Regions from separate parts of the Homo sapiens genome. Here region 1 is linked to region 2. Evidence: chromatin loops called from intact Hi-C (ENCODE). Cell type or tissue: PC-3. All regions are shown on one strand. Links, peaks and the distances in the headings refer to the core of each region. The heading gives the core; the rest is flanking DNA.

Region 1 (4,401 bases), core at 305-4,304, 180 kb before region 2:
TAGTTTCTTTTTCAGATTTTATCAAGGTTAGCTTCATAAAATTAGCTAGAAATGTCCCCTTTTCTTATTCTCTGGATAAATTTGTATAAGTTTGGAATTATTTCATTCTTTTTTTCTTTCTTTTTTTTCTTTTCTTTTTTTTTTTTTTTTTTTTTTGAGACAGAGTATTGCTCTGTCACCCGGGCTAAAGTGCAGTGGCATGATCTCGGCTCACTGCCACCTCTGCCTCCTGGGTTCAAGCTATTCTCGTGCCTCAACTGCCAGAGTAGCTGGGATTACAGGTGTGCACCACCATACCTGGCTATCACTCTTGAATATTTGGTAGAACGCACTGGTGAAGCCATCTGGACTTGGAGTTTTTCTTTGCAGGAAGGTTTTTAATAGCAAATTCAGTATATTTAATGCTTGTAAGAAAATGCAGGGTTTTTTGTTCCTTCTTAAGTCAGTTTTGGTAAGATGTCTTCTTACGCCACCACTCCAACTCTCCCAAAACCACCTTCTACATGTGAACTGAAGGAATTGTTGTTTCAAAAAGCAAAGCAGATTATACTATTCCTCTGTTTGAAAGCTTTCGATGGCTTTTAATTTTATTAATAAACAAAACCAAGAACTGCTTGCCTTGGCCTATGATGCCTTGCATGAACTAGTCCTGCCTAACTCTTTAGCCTCACTTTTTTTTCACTCTGGTGCTTGCTCACTCTGCTCTATAGCCACACTGGCCTTCTGTTTGGTCCGTAATAAAAAACCAAGCTTGTGTTTCCCTCAGGGCTTTGCATTTGCTGTTTCTTCTTTCACATGCTCTTCTCCCAATTGTAACAATGCTGGCTCTTTCTCATTCTTTATAGCTCTGTTTAAATGTCACCTCTTCTGAAAGACCTTTCCAGATCATCCCATCTAAAGTAGGTTCCTGTCTTATTTTTTCCTTCATGGCACTTAATCATAACTTGCAGTCCTAATTGTTTTGTTTTGTTTATTTCATTTAGCCTTCCTTCCTTTCTCTAACCTGTAACATGCTTGAGACCTGGGATGTTGACCACCTTATTTATTGTTATGGTCCTAGTGTCTAGCACACTACCTGGAATGTGGTAGGCACTCAATGTTTTTTTCATGAATAATGAATAAGCTTAATCAGGGCTAAGACATGGGTGGAGGGGATGGCTTGCTTAGGGGTAACTCAGGATATAACAAATCAACCCTAAAGCATTAGTAGAGTAAAAGCAAGCAAAGTTCAAGTGGATTTGATATTCAGGAACAGTAGACAAACCAGAACTGAATAGGGATTTTGAATGCCAGACTAAGAAACTTTGATTTTATGCTAATGGCAACTGAGAGCCTTTGAAAGTGTCACAGGAAGAGATTAAACAAGGTGCCTAGGTTCTAACAGCTAATTAATGTCTAAGCCAAACCTGAAATTCAGATCCTTGACTCTGATTCCTCTGTAATCAGTTGCTTCTCTAAGTAACAGCACTTGGAATAAAAATATAAAAGCACAGTGGTAAGCGACTGGGCTCCAGACTCAGACTGCCTATATTCACATCTCAACTCCACCACCTCTTAACTGTGGGACCTTGGACCCCATTCTCTACACCTGTGAAATGGACATAATGAGTACTAAAGTCATCAGACTGGTTTGAGAATTAAATGAGATGTAATACAGTGTCTGGCCCATGGTAAGTGCTCAATAAATGCTGGTTGCTATTAACCACGTCTTATTTCTTTTTACTTGGCAGTATTTTCTAACTCTTCTACAATGAACGTGTCATGCAAAAAGAGTAAGCGATGGAATTTACATTAAAAAGTGACTTGAAAAATAGTATCCCTTCAACCTAGAAGGATCATCTCATCTCAGTTTTTGGACCCTCGCCCAAATCATCCTTTGAAAATACTCATGTGAGATCACATCAATAAAACTTCCTTGCATTCTCTCCTGAACTCCTTCTGTTACAATATTAGAGGGAAGAATACCCAAGTTGTATTTGGAGCCCCTGTTTTCTTAAGATTATAATCCATGGAGATTCAAGATGCAGGAGAAAAAACTTAAAGGGGGAGTCTTCATTCTGACAATAAGATTTGTGAATTTCCACTTGCTTTCTTGTCAAAAGGGATAGGAAAGATGCGAAGAGAGAGTTCTCTGGCTGAAGAATTAACTTCCAATCAGCTTGGAACTCCAGGAACTGTTCATGTGAACAAGCTCAATTTCACACTCTGTTCTTCTCATCTTTAAGATCCAAGAAAGTAAATTCAACAGGAAACAGTTATTTTAGGCTAGTGCCACATCAATATACTTTGTGTTTCTCAAGTGTAGATGCAGCGGGAAGAAGGCAACTTAGCTCAATCTGAAACTGTATGAACAGGAGCATTTCGGCTTGCTGGGCTGCAGCGTTCCTAGTGGCCAACAGGTGTATAAAACACATCTGCCCATTTCTTTCAGCTCCGTTTCTGTGGGCTTACTGGTTTCCAGAGTTGAGTGGCCTAGATATTTTTCTAAGTGACAACTTCTTAACCTAGGACCCACTGATGGGTTTCGGGGGGTCTATGAATGAGTTAAATTTGTAAGTGCAAAGAATTGAAACCTTATTGTACTGAATTTTTAAAGCCATTATTATGAGGAAGGATAATATCATGAATGAGAGAGCTGCATAAATGCTTTAAATGGAGAGGCTCTGAAAACGCCTGTTGCCTTAAATGTAATAGATCCCTTCCACTGATTTGCCAGGGTGCACAAAATTCTTTTCATTAGCATAGCCCTGTAGAACCTCCTTGGATTAAGCTTCAAGAGCTTCTGAGGGCTTCCATTTCCTTTAGTGACAGGCTAGGTTATTCGGATGAACCCTCCTGCCAAAAATAACAAAAAATGCTCCATAAAACACAGAAACATTCCCTCCCTTTAAAATATTTACATGATTAAAAGAGACGGGAGAATCTCTTGAACCTGGGAGGCAGAGGTTGCTGTGAGCCGAGATCGTGCCACTGCACTCCAGCCTGGTTGACAGAGGGAGACTCTGCCTCAAAAAAAAAAAAAAAAAAGATAATGTGGGAACTGCCAGGTCAAATTTCCCAGAGAAGTAAGCTGAATATCAGTACACCAAAGCCACTTGTTATGAAGTGAATGTGTATGTCCCTCACCCCAAAATTCATATGTTGAAATCCTAACCCTGAATGTGATGGCATTAGGAGGTGGGGCATTTAGGAGGCAATTAGGTCATGAGGGTAGAGCCCTCATGAATGGGAGTGGTGCCCTATAAAAGGGATCCTAGAGAGCTCTCTCTGCTCTCTGCCATATGAGGATACAAGGAGAAGTCAATAGTATTCAACTTGGCAGAGGGCACTCACCAGAAATGATCGTGCTGGCACCCTGATCGCAGACTTCCAAGCTCCAGGACTGTGAGAAAGAAATTTCTGTTGTTTAATCCACCCAGTCTATGGCACTTTGTTATAGCAGCCCAAATGGACTGAGGAACTACTTTTACTCTGTGAATATTTGCTGGTACTGAATACTTTAAGCATCAGTTCTACGGCCTCAAGGGGCAAGGTGCAGAGAAGTCAAGGCCCAGGTCCCACTCAAGGTAAGGAGTCCTACAGCAAACCCAATCCACATGAAGTCGAGCCTCTAAAGGGCTCTAAGTTAGGGTAGGGATGAACCACAACTAAAATAGGCCTTCTCTATTAATCAGAGTTTGGTCAGGAAAACAGGAGCCACTCTATGTATTCCAAGTATGAAAGGTTTTAATACAAGGAAACAGAGACCTACATATCTGTTGGAAGAGCTTGGTGAGCAAAAGTCATGGAAGTTGCTGCCAGAGTTCTCAGCCTGCAGTATCAAGGCCAGTGATTCTTACATGCTCACCTGGAAACAAACAGAATCTCAAGAACCTCTAGGTATCTCCCATCAACATAACATATTTCTAACTATTTTCTCTTATAGTGAAAATATCGGTTCCTAAAAACATTAATATAGTTATTTGCTTTATCCTATGATATGCATAAAATGATTTCAAAATAAAATACTATTAACAATAAACAATGAGGAAAGTTAAGATGTCTTTCTGGTTCCTTGTCCTTAGAATTTATCTCACTAAATATCTATAGTCAGAGTGTTGTGTTCAAAAATTACTTGAAACATTAGTTACTCTGCATATATAATTAGGTTATTTGACTGCGTGGTAAAACTCTGGTGGGGCCATCTAGGCCAGAAGTTTCTTTATAGGATATTTTTTTTAATTTTTTAAGCAAGAAAGTTCGAAGAATTATACAATGCAAACCCACATACCCTCTACTTAGATCAACAATTGTTAACATTTTTCCATATTTGCCTTACATAGATAAATAATAGATGTATATATTTTATTTTTGCTGAACTTTTTAAAAGTAAATTGCAGGAATCATGAGTTTACCTCTAAA
Region 2 (4,401 bases), core at 107-4,106:
TTAAAAAGCAGAATCTAGTTCCAGGGAAGAAAGGGAGAAAGTAGAGAAAAAAAGTGCTGGAGGAGCATATGACTCTAGTTCTGGTAGAACCCACCTGTAATCACAAATCACATTTACTCTAAATTCATAATGTGAAGTTCCCATTGGCATGCGGGCCTAAAGGGCATGCTGGCTGGACTGAACCAAATGGGACAATCAGACCCGGTGGGAGGAGAAGTAGCACTGGGCAGATCTAACTGGAGCTGAATGTAAAAGTATTTTTCAGGGATAACAGGTACCTACCTAGAGCAAGAGTTCCCAAATGGTCATCACAATTTCACCTAGGTAGGTCAGTCCTCCCAAGCCAATGACTAGTGCCCACTCCCTGTTCTCCAAAAGATTCCTTGCACGGGCAGCTTTTACCCTCCTCTTATTCATTTTCACTGTTCTGAGCCAGAGTTTTCCTGGGGTGCTCTGTTGCCTGAGGTGAAGAAGCCAGTTACCGGGAGTGCTAGATGAAACACTGATCCAGGGTATAGGAGATGGTCTACAAATTAGGGAAAGGAATGAGTGGGCCACAGCTCAAAGAAGCCAGATCACTGAGACATGACAATGTAAAGACCAGAGCACATGAGTGCTCGGGGACAAGCTGACAGACAATGCTAAGCTTCTAGAGAAGAAGCACAGGATGGGTCTGTCTTGGCTCAAATCACAATGATGTTGCATGAAGGCTGGCAGCATTCTACCCTGGAATGGCAGGAGGTGGCATCCTTCTTGAGGGTGGATGCAGGTTTTCAAGGCTATAGGATGATGCCACACAGCTTGCATTCCATCTCTGGTCAGCAACTTACATTCTGGAGAGAACAGGTGGGACACATAGAGCTTGGCAGACCTGAGTTCAAATCCCAGTTCTACCACTTGCTAGGTATAGAAACTTGGGCAATTTAATTAGCTTCAATTAACTTTTTTGTGGTAGCCTTCCCAAGTTATGAAATGGTGATAATATCACCTCTTAGAGATCTTGCAAGGATTGTGATAAGAGGTGAATATTACTAATATTTATAATAATATTATATTCTTTTCACATTCCAAATACTCCCAGCCATTGTTACAAACCCCCTGACCCCTTCTGCAACCCACAAATCTTACCCCCTAGTGAACGAAACCAGTTCTTCCTTAGGAAAAAGGTGGAAATCGCTTTCTGAGAGTTGGAGGGCTGCTATATAAAACTCAGCCTAGCATGACCCCCTGACTGGTGTCTTTCTTGAAGAATACACTTCAAGAAAGATTTGCAATGAAAAAAGCTAGAAACATTAATTGAATATATATTTTCTCCCCTCACCCCACCCCATTCCACAAGCCATGGACATCGGCCAAAAAGGTATGTGTGTTTTTACTCAACTCTATTCTGCAGGGGACGGAAGGATTTCAGCCTACTAGTTGTAACTATATAAATCCTTTTTTTAATGGAGCAAGAAGGTTCTGAGTCCTGAGTGACAAATGAAAATGTCTTCAGGGACCATGCTAGGTCCCTGAAGAGCTACTCTGGCTTGCATGAATCCCAGCTAAGATGCAACAAATTCAGAGCAACCCAGAAGTGCAAAAAGTGTCCTATTTATCCAGCTAAACAGGAGCAGAGCCTTTCCAAGGATTACTTTCTCCCTGCAGAGTGTGCCCTCTGCTGGGCTTCCTGGCCACTGGCATTTTGGCATCTCAGGCCAACAATGCTGCTGTTTCCTGGCTATGTAGGAACACTTGTAGTATTGCAACCAAATGCCTCTTGGGCAGTAACCACCGCCAAGCAGCGATATAACCAGGACCTAGTTTTTGAATTGTCTCCACATACTAACCCTTGAAACCAATGTATTAATTTCCTATTGCCGCTGTAACAAATTACCCCAAACTTTGTGGCTTAAAACAACACAAATCTATTATCTTCCAGTTCTCGAGGTCAGAAGTCTGAAATCAGTTTCACTGGGCTAAAGTCAGAGTGTTGGCAGGGCTGATTCCTTCTGGAGGCTCTAGGACAGGATTCCTTGCCTTGCCTTTTCTGACTTCCAGAGGCCTCTTGAATCCTTGGCATGTGATCCCTTCCTTGCATCACTCCAACCACTGGCATCTGTCATCACATCTCCAAAACTGCCCACTCTGATCTCCTGACTCCCTGTTTTAAGGGCCCTTATAACACTGGGCTCACAGGGATGATATCACTGGGTTCACAGGAAAAATCCAGGATAATCTCTCCATCTCAAGATCCTCAACTTAATCACATCTGCAAACTAGCTTTTGCCAAGTAAGGTCATATATTCATAGGCTCCAGGGATTAGGATATGGACATCTATGCAGGGGGCATTATTCAGCCTACCACACCCAGGCTTCTGCAACATGGAATACCAAAAAGACCATTGGACCAGGCGTAAGGAGAACTGGATTCCAAATCCCAGCTCTGCCACCCCTTTCTAGTTGGGTAACCTTGGGCAGGTCCCTTTATCTCTCCAAGCCTCAGCTTCTTTACTTATGAAATGGAGATGAGATAATAACCCATAGCTCACAACATGTTATTGAATGTATGAAAAGCTCTTTCCTATCATAGTAACTAACATAGAATAGGCACTCCATAAACCTGCTGTGTAGGCAATGTTTGTGTGGGGTGACAGGATGAGTAGTTAGAAGGCTACAGTAATAGTGCAGATGAAAGATAATAAAGTACTGAATGAAAGAGGCAATAGCAGGAATGGAAAGCAGGAGTGATAAGATAAATGGAGAGGTACACATGAGTCCAGATTTATACATTTCCTTGGGCTCAGGGTAAAATGAGCCTCATTTTCCATGATCATTGGACTTTATTTAAAAAGAAAGGCTTCTACTACTTCTCAGCCTAACGACCTTAAAAAAACCCAGAGTATAAAAGTGTCAGCTTGAAGGCCAGTGTGATAGGATGTGCAAAGGCACAGAGACACAAACTGGTAACAAAAGGGGACAAGATGTAATCTCTGTGGTTGACATGAGATGGGATGAACTCTTGGTGGCTGTCCACAGGTCTCACACAAGCTGCTGGCCTGTATGTCGATTTCCAACATCTTCCACTTATAAGTGGTGTAGCCCTTTGGAAATAAGTCACCCTCTCTGTGTGCCTTGATTTCCTAACCTGTAAAATCAAGGCATGAATAGTACCTACCTTACAGAATTGTCGTGAAGGTTAAATGAAACTCCATGTTGTATATTTAGCACAGTACCTGGCACTTAAAGGCCCCATAAATGTTAGCTGGTGTCATCCATTGCTGCAAGAAGACTCAGATGCCCCAGAAGGATAGGGCTATTTCCTCAAAGCGCCTCCCACTCCAAGAAGAGCCTCAAATACTGATTCTCCCACCCTGTCATGTCCTACATTTCTTTCAATCCACATATACCCCTCTCTTTACAGTTGTAGCTCAGGCTAGTAACAGCAATATAAATAAAAGGAAACACACATCCTCTCTGTCTCTGTCTCTGTCTCTCTCTCTCTCTCTCTTTCTCTTTCATGTATGTATGTATGTGTTATTTTAATATATATAATGTGTATACTATATAGTGTACATATGTATCTGTGTATTTTGTATATAACATATATTACATACATAAAATAGTGTATATATGTATGTGTATATATAAATATATACAGTTCTGTGGCACATAATGATGTTTCAGTCAACAATGGACCACGTATATGATGGTGGTCCCATAAGATTATAATACTGTATTCTTACTGTACCTTTTCTGTGTTTAGATATATTTAGATACACAAATACTTTCTGTGTTTAGATATATTTAGATACACAAATATTTAGATACACAATTGTTACCATTGTGTAATAATTACAGTATCCAGTACAGTAACAAGCTATAGGTTTGTAGCCTAGGAGCAATAGGCCATACCATATACCCCAGATGTACAGTAGGCTATACCATCTAGGTTTGTGTAAGTACACTGTGATGTTCACACAATGACGAAATTGCCTAATGATGCATTTCTTAGAACGTATCTCTATCATTAAGAGATATGTGACTATATATATTTGCATGGGTGTGCACTCACACACACATGCACTTTTGTGTTGTTTGGAAAATCCCTTTGCAAAATGGTGCCTGGGTTGGAACAGGGAGAGGTAGTTAAGGGGCATGTTTGTTTCTTTTGAAATTACATAGATACATTCTCGCTGTGAAAATATATGACAAGTTATCCGGCGCGGTGGCTTACGCCTGTAATCCCAGCACTTTGGGAGGCCAAGGCAGGCGGATCATCTGAGGTCAGGAATTTGAGACCAGCCTGGCCAACATGGTGAAACCCCGTCTCTACTAAAAATAGAAAAATTAGCTGGGCGTGGTGGCAGGTGCCTGTAATCCCAGCTACTCAGGAGGCTGAGGCAGGAAAATCTCTTGAAC

The links. Hi-C counts contacts between places; a loop is a spot of excess contacts. Peaks named below come from ENCODE experiments on the same cell type or tissue, not always from the same donor. Only the 100,000 strongest peaks of a DNase experiment are listed, where the experiment ranks them.
Region 1: a loop joins it to region 2, with 6 times the contacts of the local background. A loop is called at or near these places in 2 of 110 quality-filtered maps.

What each region holds. Positions count from the first base shown.
Region 1 is chrX:130,573,992-130,578,392 of GRCh38, reverse strand. No RefSeq gene overlaps it. Among named protein-coding and RNA genes, the nearest start is that of RBMX2, 170 kb to the right of the region's middle. In PC-3, for the core only: CTCF peaks have their summits at 2,178 and 2,377; no DNase peak of the experiment used is centred there.
Region 2 is chrX:130,390,918-130,395,318 of GRCh38, reverse strand. No RefSeq gene overlaps it. Among named protein-coding and RNA genes, the nearest start is that of GPR119, 7.4 kb to the right of the region's middle. In PC-3, for the core only: CTCF peaks have their summits at 1,470 and 1,672 (motif pointing left); a DNase peak (open chromatin) is centred at 1,668.